2 separate regions of the Homo sapiens genome follow, and region 1 is linked to region 2. Evidence: read pairs that join two places in POLR2A ChIA-PET (ENCODE). Cell type or tissue: endothelial cell of umbilical vein. All regions are shown on one strand. Links, peaks and the distances in the headings refer to the core of each region. The heading gives the core; the rest is flanking DNA.

Region 1 (5,382 bases), core at 327-5,326, 200 kb after region 2:
TGTAATCCCAGCACTTTGGGAGGCCAAGGTGGGCGGATCACGAGGTCGAGACATCGAGACCATCCTGGCCAACATGGTGAAACCCCGTCTCTACTAAAAATACAAAAATTAGCTGGGCATGGTGGCACGCGCCTGTAGTCCCAGCTACCCAGGAGGCTGAGGCAGGAGAATGGCTTGAACCTGGGAGCGGAGGTTTCAGTGAGCCGAGATTGTGCCACTGCACTCCAGCCTGGCGACAGAGCGAGACTCCATCTCAAAAAAAAAAAAAAAAAAAAAGAAAGAAAGAAAGTCCAGACGTAGATAGACACTTACACGGTCAACTGATTTGCAACAAAGCTACCAAGTTCATCAATGTATAAGACATAGTCCTTTCAAAAAGCAAACAATGGAACATCTGTATACTAATGAAAAAAAAAGAAATTCAACCTTTACACCATTGCCTAGCACCATATGAAAATATTAATTTGAAATACGTCATAGACCTAAATGTAAGAGCAAAAACTATAAAACTTCTAAAAGAAAACATAAGAGAATGTAATTGTGTGCTTAGCTTGGGCAAAGGTTTTTTTTTTTTTTTTTTTTTTTAGCTAGGACACAAACACAAATCGTAAAAGAAGGCATGGATAAATAAGCCTTCAAATTTAAAGTTTTTTCTTCTTCAAAATACATTGTTAAGGAAATAAAAAGAGAAGTCATAGATGGGGAGGAAATATTTAGAAAACACATGCCTGTAAAAGAACTCTTACAACTTATTAAGAAAATACACACAACCAATAAAAACTGGATAAAAGACTGGAACAGAAGCTTCGCTAAGGAAGATATATGGATGACAAATAGCACATGAAAAGGTGCTCAACATAATAAGCCATTAGAAAAATAAAAATTAAAACCACTCTTCACCTATTAGAATGGCTAAAATGAAAAACACTGCTAGTGTCGACTGCTGATGGATCATAGAACAACCAGGACTCTCATGCATTGCTGGTGGGAACGTCAATATGGGCACTTTGGGAAAAAGTGCCCATTAAGTGAAATGTACACCGACTGACCGTACTGCCTTATTTTCCTAGGGTTGCTGTAACAAAGTATCGCAAAGTGAGTGGCTTAAAACAACAGCAATTTATTTCTCGCACTTCTGGTGGCTACAAGTGTTGGATGAAGGGATCTACAGGCGGTGCTCCCTCTAAATCCCTCTGAAGCTCCCTCTGAAGGTTATAGGAGAGTTTCCTTCCTCATGTCTTCTAACCTCTGGTACTTGCTGGCAATCCTTGGCACCCTTTAGCTTATTGATACATCACTCCAATCTCTGCCCCTGTTGTCACAAGACCATCTTCTTCCTGCGTGTCTGTTTCTGTGTCTCGTCTCCTCTTATGAGGATACTTACCAGTCAGATTAAGGGCCACCGTACTCCAATATGACCTCATCTTAATTACATCATCTGCAGTGACTATTTTTTTTTTAAGCAGTCTCACTCTGTCGCCCAGGCTGGTACCCAATGGCATCATCTCGGCTCACTGCAACCTCTGTCTCCCGGGTTCAAGCGACTCTCCTGCCTCAACTTCCTGTGTAGCTGGGATAACAGGTTCACACCACCATGCCTGGCTAATGTTTGTATTTTTAGTAGACACGGGATTTCGCTATGTTGGCCAGGCTGGTCTTGAACTGCTGACCTCAAGTGATCCACCTGCCTTGGCCTCCCAAAGTGCTGGGATTACAGGCATGAGCCACCAAGCCCGGCCCGTAATGACTTATTTCCAAATAAGGTCACATTCGAAGACTGGAGATTAGGCCTCAACATCTTTTTGGGGGGCGTGGGGGCAAGGGACAGAATCCAACCCATAATACCATACAACCCGACAGTCCCACTCCTAGGTTTTTACCCAAGAGAAATGAAAACATATGACATATGTTCTCACACAGACCTGTGTGAGATGTTTATAACGGCTTTATTCATAGTCACCCCAAACTGCAAACAAGCCAAGTTCATCAACTGTAAATGGATAAACTGAGATAAACAATACAATGGAATACCACTTGGAAATAAAAAGAACGAATTACTGATACACCCAAGAACATAGAGAAATCTCAAAAGCGTCTTGTGAAGTGAAAGCAGCCCTGAAGGAGACTGAACTGTATAATACCCTTCATGTTGCATTCTGGAAAAGGGAGAACTATGGAGCAAAAATTGCAGAGACTGTGGGTGGGGAGGAGGGAACTCACCACAAGGGGACATGAGTCAACTTTTTTAGGTGGTGAAATATTCCCTATGATAATTGTGGAGGTGGTTACACAACTGTATTACATGAGTCAAAATTAATAGATCTGTAGACTAAAAAGAGTAAATCTTACTGTATATAAATTTCACTTCAAGAAGCTGGGTTTGGTGCTTCACGCCTGTAAACCCCACCTCCCAGCTTCAAGCAATTCGCCTGTCTCAGCCTCCCAAGTAGCTGGGAAAACAGGCATGCGCCACCATGGTAATTAGGCACCAAACTCTGGGTCATGGGCCTGTCTCAGGCCTTTTTTTTTTTTTTTTTTTGGCGTCTACCTGAAACTGTCTCTAGTTGTTTATTCTTTACTCCTGACCGGACAGCACCTTCCTAGATGCAGCAGTGTCCTTTCTTCCCTACCAGGACAGCTTGCTCTTGCTTTACATGTGTTGAAGCTCTGAGCACACAGTTTTACTTTTGTCTCTGCTCAAACACAGATAGCCACTTACGTGTTTCATCACTTCTAAGCAGCCATCAATTGTGAAATTAGGATATCTTAAGCTTCAGATGCCAGAATGTACAATTTTATGTTAAATCATATTCAGTTTAGACCATTTTTGAAAAGACAGTGTCTCCTGAGTGGCTTGACTCCTTGTGAGCAAGACCCAGGCTCTCCCTCACTTCCTGTTGCAAGTTTGAGAGACATGTATCCTCTCCAGGGATTAAAACCAGTAAGGCCCCCCTGCTCCACCTTCAAGTGCAAGCCCCTTCTCTTTGCAGATGCTTTTATCTTGATATGCAACAATTGCTAGCAAGGTGCAGAGCAGGAATTACACACAGGTCTCAACAGGAAAGGCTTGTTTCCTGAGTCTTTCATTCACAGTGAAAACCGGGGCATGATCTTCAAAAAAAACTGAAAATATCCCGAGTCAGTTAATTTCCTTTTCCTTTCCAGCCTCTTTATTTCCTTTTCTTCACTCCTGCTGCATTCTTGTCTGTAATTAGCTCTTCCTCTCGGTTCTCTTTCTTCTCTCTTTTCTCCTATTGCTCCTCTCCTTTTTCTTCTCTTCCTTATCCTTCTCTTATTCACCCACCTGCCTGCCTTATTTTTATTTTTACTTTCCTTACTCTCTCTCTCTCTCTTTTATTTTATTTTTATCTTTTTGAGACAGGGTCTCCCTGTGTCACCCAGGCTGGAGTACAGCGGCACAATCATGGCTCACTGCAGCCTTGACCTCCCAGGGCATCCTCCCACCTCAGCCTCTGAAGTAGCTGGGTCCACAGATATGTGCCATCACACCCAGCTAATTTTTGTATTTTTTGTGCAGAGGCAGGGTTTCCCCATGTTGCCCAGGCTGGTCTCCAACTCCTGGGCTCAAGCGATCTGCTTGCCTTGGCCTCCCACAGGGCTGGGATTACAGGCATAAGCCACTGAGTCCAGCCTCCTTACTCTCTCGAGTGTGCCTTTCATTATTGCTGTTCTTACTCTGTAAAGTTTTGTGTTCTCCAATATGCCTAGAAGAAAGTCTGCCACAAAATTGCCAATAATATACCCACTGGGTCTTTCCATTTTTTTATACCAGGCTGACCTAGGCAATGGAACAATACCTTTTATCCATTTCTTGGTGTGATTACAGCTCAGGCATATTCATTTTCAACCTCATTAATAGTCCCCTGGGCTTACTTTATGTCATCAGAAGAGGAGTGAGAATTATGGAAATCTCAGTAAAAACAATGCCCCTTGTCTTTTCATTTCTGTGGTGTTTTTGAAGCTCGAGTTTCCAGTAGCTCCATAGAACTGCTAATCAGATTTTTTCCTGTATATAAAACTGAGTCTTAAGAAGAGTCATTCCAACAAACATGCAACATGCCCTTAGTTCAGCTTTATCAAAATTTTCAATAAAGATACTCAGTTCAGTCATCCACAAGCAGGTCAATATTATTATTATTTTTTTAAAAAGCCACTGTCCTTAAGGCTCTTTATTTAACATAGCAGGGACATATCCAACCTCTTTTAGAAAGTTTTAAAATAATTGTTACAAAATGTTTGAAGGAATAAACTATTAAGGGAAGTTTTTGTGATTCTTTTATACAATTGGGAAGTATGCCTAAGTAATTCCGTCATATTTATTTTTAATTTAATTTGATAAATATCTATCTAGCTCTGATTATGAAGTACTTATTGTGCTAGGCACTAAAAAAGATTAAAACATTGATTCCTGCCTGCCTTCAAAGTTGACAAGGTAATTAGGGAACACATACAAAAAATTATTGCTTAGGACAAATAAGAAGTTTGTTAGCTTCTCGAGTATGGAATGGTGCTTTTTATTTAACTTACTCTGTTCCCAAATCTAGCTCACTCCTTTCCACACAGAGATACTTAATAAGTAATTTATAAATGCTCAGTGCTATTAAAAAATTAAATAAGCACTTGGTCTAGGTTATAAAAGTTAAGGAAGGCCTTGTGGCAGACCTAAGATTTGAACAGAAACTTAATGCATGGGCAAAACTTGGATCTGCTAACAGAGGGGAGGAAGAGCATTTCTGCCAGAGGGAACATCATGAATGAAGATTGGGAGGTGGAAGTGGGTGTATTTATGCCTCACAGGAAACTTGGCTAGAGTAGAGTTCACTTCAGCAAGGCCTAGGCTTAATGTCCAGAAGACCAAAAGATATCCATTAATTCTCTCCCTACAAGATCGTTCCTATCAGCTTATAGAAAATTATTTGTTTCTGCCTTTTTTTTTGTTTTTTTGAGATGGTGTCTCACTTTGTCACCCAGGCTGGAGTGCAGTGGCATGATCTCAGCTCACTGCAACCTTCACCTCCCAGGTTCAAGTGGTCCTCCTGCCTCAGCCTCCCAAGTAGCTGGGACTACAGGCACATGCCACCATGCCCAGCTAATTTTTGTATTTTTAGTAGAGATGAGTTTTCACTATATTGGACAGGCTGGTCTCGAACTCCTGACCTCAAGTGATCCACCCACCTCGGCCTCCCAAAGTGCTAGGATTACAGATGTGAACCACCACACCCAGCAGTTTCTGCCATTTTTAAAAACAAGCAAAACAGTGAAACAAAACCTTTCTTGGCCCTGGATTCCCCTCCGTCTACTACCCTTGACAAAGCTGCCTATACTAGCTGCCTCCAATTCCTCTTTTCCCATTATGTCTTG
Region 2 (5,382 bases), core at 102-5,101:
GAGCCACGATGCCCGGCCTCTCCAGAGTTTTCTTTTCTAAACTTCTTATAACCTTTATATCTGTTTTTATTTTTGCATTTTGAACCTATCAAGAAATGTGTTGTTTGAAAATATTATGTTTGGTGTCTGACCTCAAAATCGGGTCGCATTTCTATGTCTTTTCTTCAGGATACAAATTGAGGTAATAGAAACAGTGCTCAGCCAGTCATTTGTATCCATGGTGTTTAGTCTGTTTTTTTTTTTTTTCTTTCTTTTTGGACAGAGTCTCACTCTGTCACCCAGGCTGGTATGCAATGGCGCTATCTCAGTTCACTGCAACCTTTGACTCCCAGGTACAACTGACTCTCCTGCCTTAGCCTCCCCAGTAGCTGGGATTACAGGCGTGCACCACCACACCTGGCTAATTTTTGTATTTTTAGTAGAGATCGGGTTTCACTATGTTGGCCAGGGTGGTCTCAAACTCCTGACCTCAAGCGATCCACCTGCCTCATCCTCCCAAAGTGCTGGGATTACAGGCATGAGCCACTGTGTCCGATCTAGTCTGTTTTTTTGTTTGTTTGTTTGTTTTAAAGAGAATTTACATCAGTGCTTCTCAAACTGCACATATGGTGTTTATCACAGCACAATTCACAATTGCAAAGATATGGAACCAACCTAAGTGCCCATCAACTGGTAAGTGGATAAAGAAAATGTGTTTGGCCGGGCGCAGTGGCTCACGCCTGTAATCCCAGCACTTTGGGAGGCCGAGGCGGGCGGATCACGAGGTCAGGAGATCGAGACCATCCTGGCTAATATGGTGAAACCCTGTCTCTACTAAAGATACAAAAAATTAGCTGGGCGTGGTGGTGGGCGCCTGTAGTCCCAGCTACTCGGGAGGCTGAGGCAAGAGAATGGCGTTAACCCGGGAGGCGGAGCTTGCAGTGAGCTGAGATTGCGCCACTGCACCTCAGCCTGGGCAACAGCGCAAGACTCTGTCTCAAAAAAAAAAAAAAAAAAAGAAAATGTGTTTATGTTATCAGGCATAACAAACATAATACAGCATGGAATACTACTTAGCCATCAAAAAGAACAAAATCATTCTTTTGCAGCAACTTGGATGGAAGTGGAGGCTATTATTCTAAGTGAAGTAACTCAGGAATGGAAGACTAAATCTGTATGTACAAACCTCTATGTTCTCACTTATAAGTGGGAGCTAAGCTATAGGGTAAGCAGAGACATAAAGAGAGGTATAATGGCCATTGGCGATTCAGAAGCAGGGAGAGTGGGAGGAAGGTAAGGGATAAAAAACTACATATTGGGTACAATGTATGCTACCTGGTGACAGGTGAGCCAAAATCTCAAACTTCACCACTGTACAATTCATCCGTGTAACCAAAAACCACTTGTACTCCAAAAGTTATTGAAATAAAAAATAAATAGCTGAAAAGTAAAAACAAAAACTGGGCGTAGAGGCAGTCTTGTTAAAGTAGGGGTTCTGATTCAGTGGGTCTGGGGTGGGGCCTGAGATTCTGCATTGCTAATGAGCTGCCAGGTGATGTCCACACTACCCTTCCAGGACCACGCTTTGAGTAGCAAAGGCCTAGGTCAAGGATCCTGCAACTGATACATACTTTTTTCCCTTTGCCAGTATCAACCTAAATAGTAAACAGAGAAAGGCTCTCTAAAAAAAGATGTTTGTTTTGGGAATAGAGCATTGCAATGGGAATACACAAGCCTTAGTAAACTATGCGTATTCAAGGGAGGTAAAGGAAGACAAAGGTTTTTAAAGATAAAAATGAGGGGCTGGGTGTGGTGGTTCACACCTGTAATCCCAGCACTTTGGGAGGCCAAGGCAGGTGGATCACCTGAGGTCAGGGGGTTCCAGACCAGCCTGGCTACCATGGTGAAACCCCGTCTCTACTAAAAATACAAAAAAATTAGCTGGGCATGGTGGTGCGTGCCTGTAATCTCAGCTATTGGGGGAGACTGAGGCAGGAGAATCGCTTGAACCCGTGAGATGGCGGTTGCAGTGAGCTGAGATCATGCCACTCTACTCCACTCCAGCCTGTGTGACGGAGCAAGACTCTGTCTCAGACAAAAAAAAAAAGAGGAGGATTGCATAATTGTTTTGAAATAATTATCCTTGACCACAAAGATCAATCACAAGAGTGATGCTAGTCTGAGTTTGGACAGATAGTCTCCGGGTCAATGCCCTTGCAGAAGAATTTTCTTGTGTGAAGTTGTGATGGCTTTTGTGGAGGATTATGATTTTTGCAGTCTTTTGTGATTGTTTATGTTATCAGGCATACAAGCCTGAGAACCCTCTTTTCATGGCCTCCCCCAGCTCTGTTTTCAGGGTTTTCTTACCATTTGTGACCCCATTCTGATTCTCATGACTTTCACACCAGTCTTGATCAGTTATGTTTTTGATAGAGTTGAATGTAACAATAACAACAGCAACAACAAAATGAAACAGAAAAGTACAAGAATTTATTCTCCCATGTAAAAGAAGTCCAGAAGTAGCCAGTCCAGGGTAAATATGGCAGCTCCACAGTTATTAGGGACTCAGCTTGAACTTTTTGCTTCCCATCCTAGTGGTGGGTTTCACTTCTAGCCCGTTGGCCTAGTTGGATGCTGCAATTTACTATTTCAGAAGGGAGAAGGCATGAAAGAACTTGCCTCTAACCCGAGCCCACTTCTTTTTTTTTTTTTTTTGTTCGAGATGGAGTCTGGCTCTGTGGCTCAGGCTGGAGTGCAATGGCACGATCTCGGCTCACTGCAACCTCCACCTCCCAGGTTCAAGCGATCCTCCTGCCTCAGCCTCCTGAGTAGCTGGGATTAGAAGCGCGCGTCACCACACCCGGTTAATTTTTGTATTTTTAGTAGAGACGGGGTTTCACCATGTTGGCCAGGATGGTCTCAATCCCCTCACCTTGTGATCTGCCCGCCTTGGCCTCCCAAAGTGCTGGGATTACAGGCAGGAGCCACTGTGCCCGGCTACTACTTGTTCTTGTTCTTGTTCTTTTTTTTTTTTTTTTTGAGACAGAGTCTCGCTCTGTTGCCCAGGCTGGAGTGCAGTGGCGTGATCTTGGCTCACTACAACCTCTGCCTTCCCGGTTCAAGCGGTTCTTGTGCCTCAGCCTCCCAAGTAGCTGGGATTACAGGTATCTGCCACCATGCAGGGCTAATTTTTTTTATTTTTAGTAGAGATGGGGCTTCACCATGTTGGCCAGGCTGATCTTGAACTCCTGACCTCAGTTGATCCACCTACCTTGGCCTCCCAAAGTGCTAGGATTACAGGCATGAGCCACCGCACCCGGCCCTGAGCCTTTCTTTAAGGGAGCCTCCCTCCCTCTACCTACCTCCACTCCCACCCTCATATCTCACTTAACACTCTGCTTATACACCATTGACCAGAGCTTTTTTATTAAAAAGGTTTTTTTAAAAAAAAATTTATTTTTAACTTTTAGGTTTGGGAGTACATGTGCAGGTTTATTATATAGGTAAACTTGTGCCATAAGGGTTTGTTGTCACTCAGGTATTAAGCCTAGTACCTAGTTATTTTTTCCTGATCCTCTCCCTCCTCCCAGCCTCCATCCTCCAACAGGCCCCCGTGTTTGTTGTTCCCTTCTTTGTGTCCATGTGTTCTCATTATTTAGCTCTCACTTCTCAGTAAGAACATGCAGTATTTGGTTTTCTGTTCTTGTATTAGTTTGCTAAGGATAATGGCCTCCAGCTAGCTCCATTCATGTTCCTGCAAAAGACATGATCTTGTTCTTTTTATGGCTGTGTAGTATTCCATGATGTATATGTACCATATTTTCTTTATCCAGTCTACCGTTGCTGGGCATTTAGCTTGATTCCATGTCTTTGCTATTGTGAAAAGTGCCATAATGAACATATACATGCATGTACTTTTTTTTTTTTTGAGACAGTCTCACTCTGTTGCCCAGGCTGGAGTGAAGTGGCATGCTCTCAGCTCACTGCAGTCTCTGCCTCCCGGGTTCAAGTGATTCTTGTGCCTTAGCCTCCCGAGTAGCTGGGATTACAGGCACACACCACCGAGCCTGGCTAACTTTTGTATTTTTAGTAGAGATGGGGTTTCACCATGTCGGCCAGACTGGGTCTTGAACTCCTGACCTCAAGTGATTCACCTGCCTCAGCCTCCCAAAGAGCTAGGATTATAGGCGTGAACCACTGTGCCTGGCCGAATGTGTCTTTATAATAGAATGATTTATATTCCCTTGGGTATCTACCCAGCGATGGGTTTGCTAGGTTAAATCACTGACCAGGACTTAATCACATGTCCAACTTGGCTGCAAAGGAGTTCAGGAAATAATATCTTTTGGTTGGGTTCATTGTTACCCAAATAAAATCATATATATATGATGAATATATATATGAATATGTATGAATATATATGTGTGTGTGTGTGTGTATATATATATATATATATATATATATTTTTTTTTTTTTTTTTTTTTTTTTTTGGTTACTGAGGAAGAAGGAGGAAATAGTCTGTGGCCACAAACCATCTTTGCCACACAGCATAAATTTTTCCTAACTCTGCATCTTAGTGATGATTCCTGGTTATGATACCCTCAATAAGTCTTGTTCCTCCTTGCTATTTGCATCTTCCATAGATGTAGGCAGTTACGCATTTCCTTCTTTTTTGATTTGATGAGAAGTAGCTACTATTTTTCCTTTTTAATTTTTAATCACTACTCCTCTCACTGTGCATGTGTTTGTGCGTATATGCATTTTTTATCTGTATTTCCCCCCCAAATCCATAAGCATACAAGATTTAGGAGTCGGACATTCTGACAAAAGTGTCAAAACTCTAGGCTAAAATACTTTCATCCAGCCCAGGCATGGTGGCTCACGCCTATAATCCCAGCACTTTGGGAGGCTGAGGTGGGAGGATTGCTTGAGCCCAGGAGTTTAAGATCAGCCTGGGTGACAGAGTGAGACCCCATCTCTACAAAAAATAAAAAATTACCTGGGAGTGAGTTGTGGTGCACACCTGTGGTCCTAGCTACTAGGGAGGCTGAAGCAGGAGGATCACTTGAGCCCAGGAAATCAAAACTGCAGTGAGTTGTGATCACGCCACTGCACTCCAGCCTAGGCGACAGAGCGAGACTCTATTTCAGACAAAACCAAACCAAAGAACAGAAACCTTTCATCTAAACAGTGTTACTGGTGGAGGGTCTTTTGACTGCAAGCTGTCCAGGTTCTTGGCGTTTTGAACAAAGAATTGGACAAAATACACAACAAAGCAAGGAAAGAATGAAGCAACAAAAGCAGAGATTTATTGAAAATGAAAGTACACTCCACAGGATGGGAACAGCCACAGCAAGCGGCTCAAGGGGCCCAGTTACATGATCTTCTGGGCTCCAAATACCC

The links. ChIA-PET counts read pairs that join two places held together with the same protein. Peaks named below come from ENCODE experiments on the same cell type or tissue, not always from the same donor. Only the 100,000 strongest peaks of a DNase experiment are listed, where the experiment ranks them.
Region 1: POLR2A ChIA-PET joins it to region 2 with 8 read pairs; 13 of 35 experiments call an interaction of 5 or more read pairs at or near these places.

Annotation. Positions count from the first base shown.
Region 1 is chr10:14,614,912-14,620,293 of GRCh38, reverse strand. The region is part of intron 2 of FAM107B (family with sequence similarity 107 member B); the gene reads left to right. Among named protein-coding and RNA genes, the nearest start is that of FAM107B, 160 kb to the left of the region's middle. In endothelial cell of umbilical vein, for the core only: a CTCF peak has its summit at 2,217; a DNase peak (open chromatin) is centred at 2,933; H3K27ac peaks cover 1,042 bases.
Region 2 is chr10:14,812,596-14,817,977 of GRCh38, reverse strand. No RefSeq gene overlaps it. Among named protein-coding and RNA genes, the nearest start is that of CDNF, 23 kb to the left of the region's middle. In endothelial cell of umbilical vein, for the core only: no CTCF peak of the experiment used is centred there; no DNase peak of the experiment used is centred there.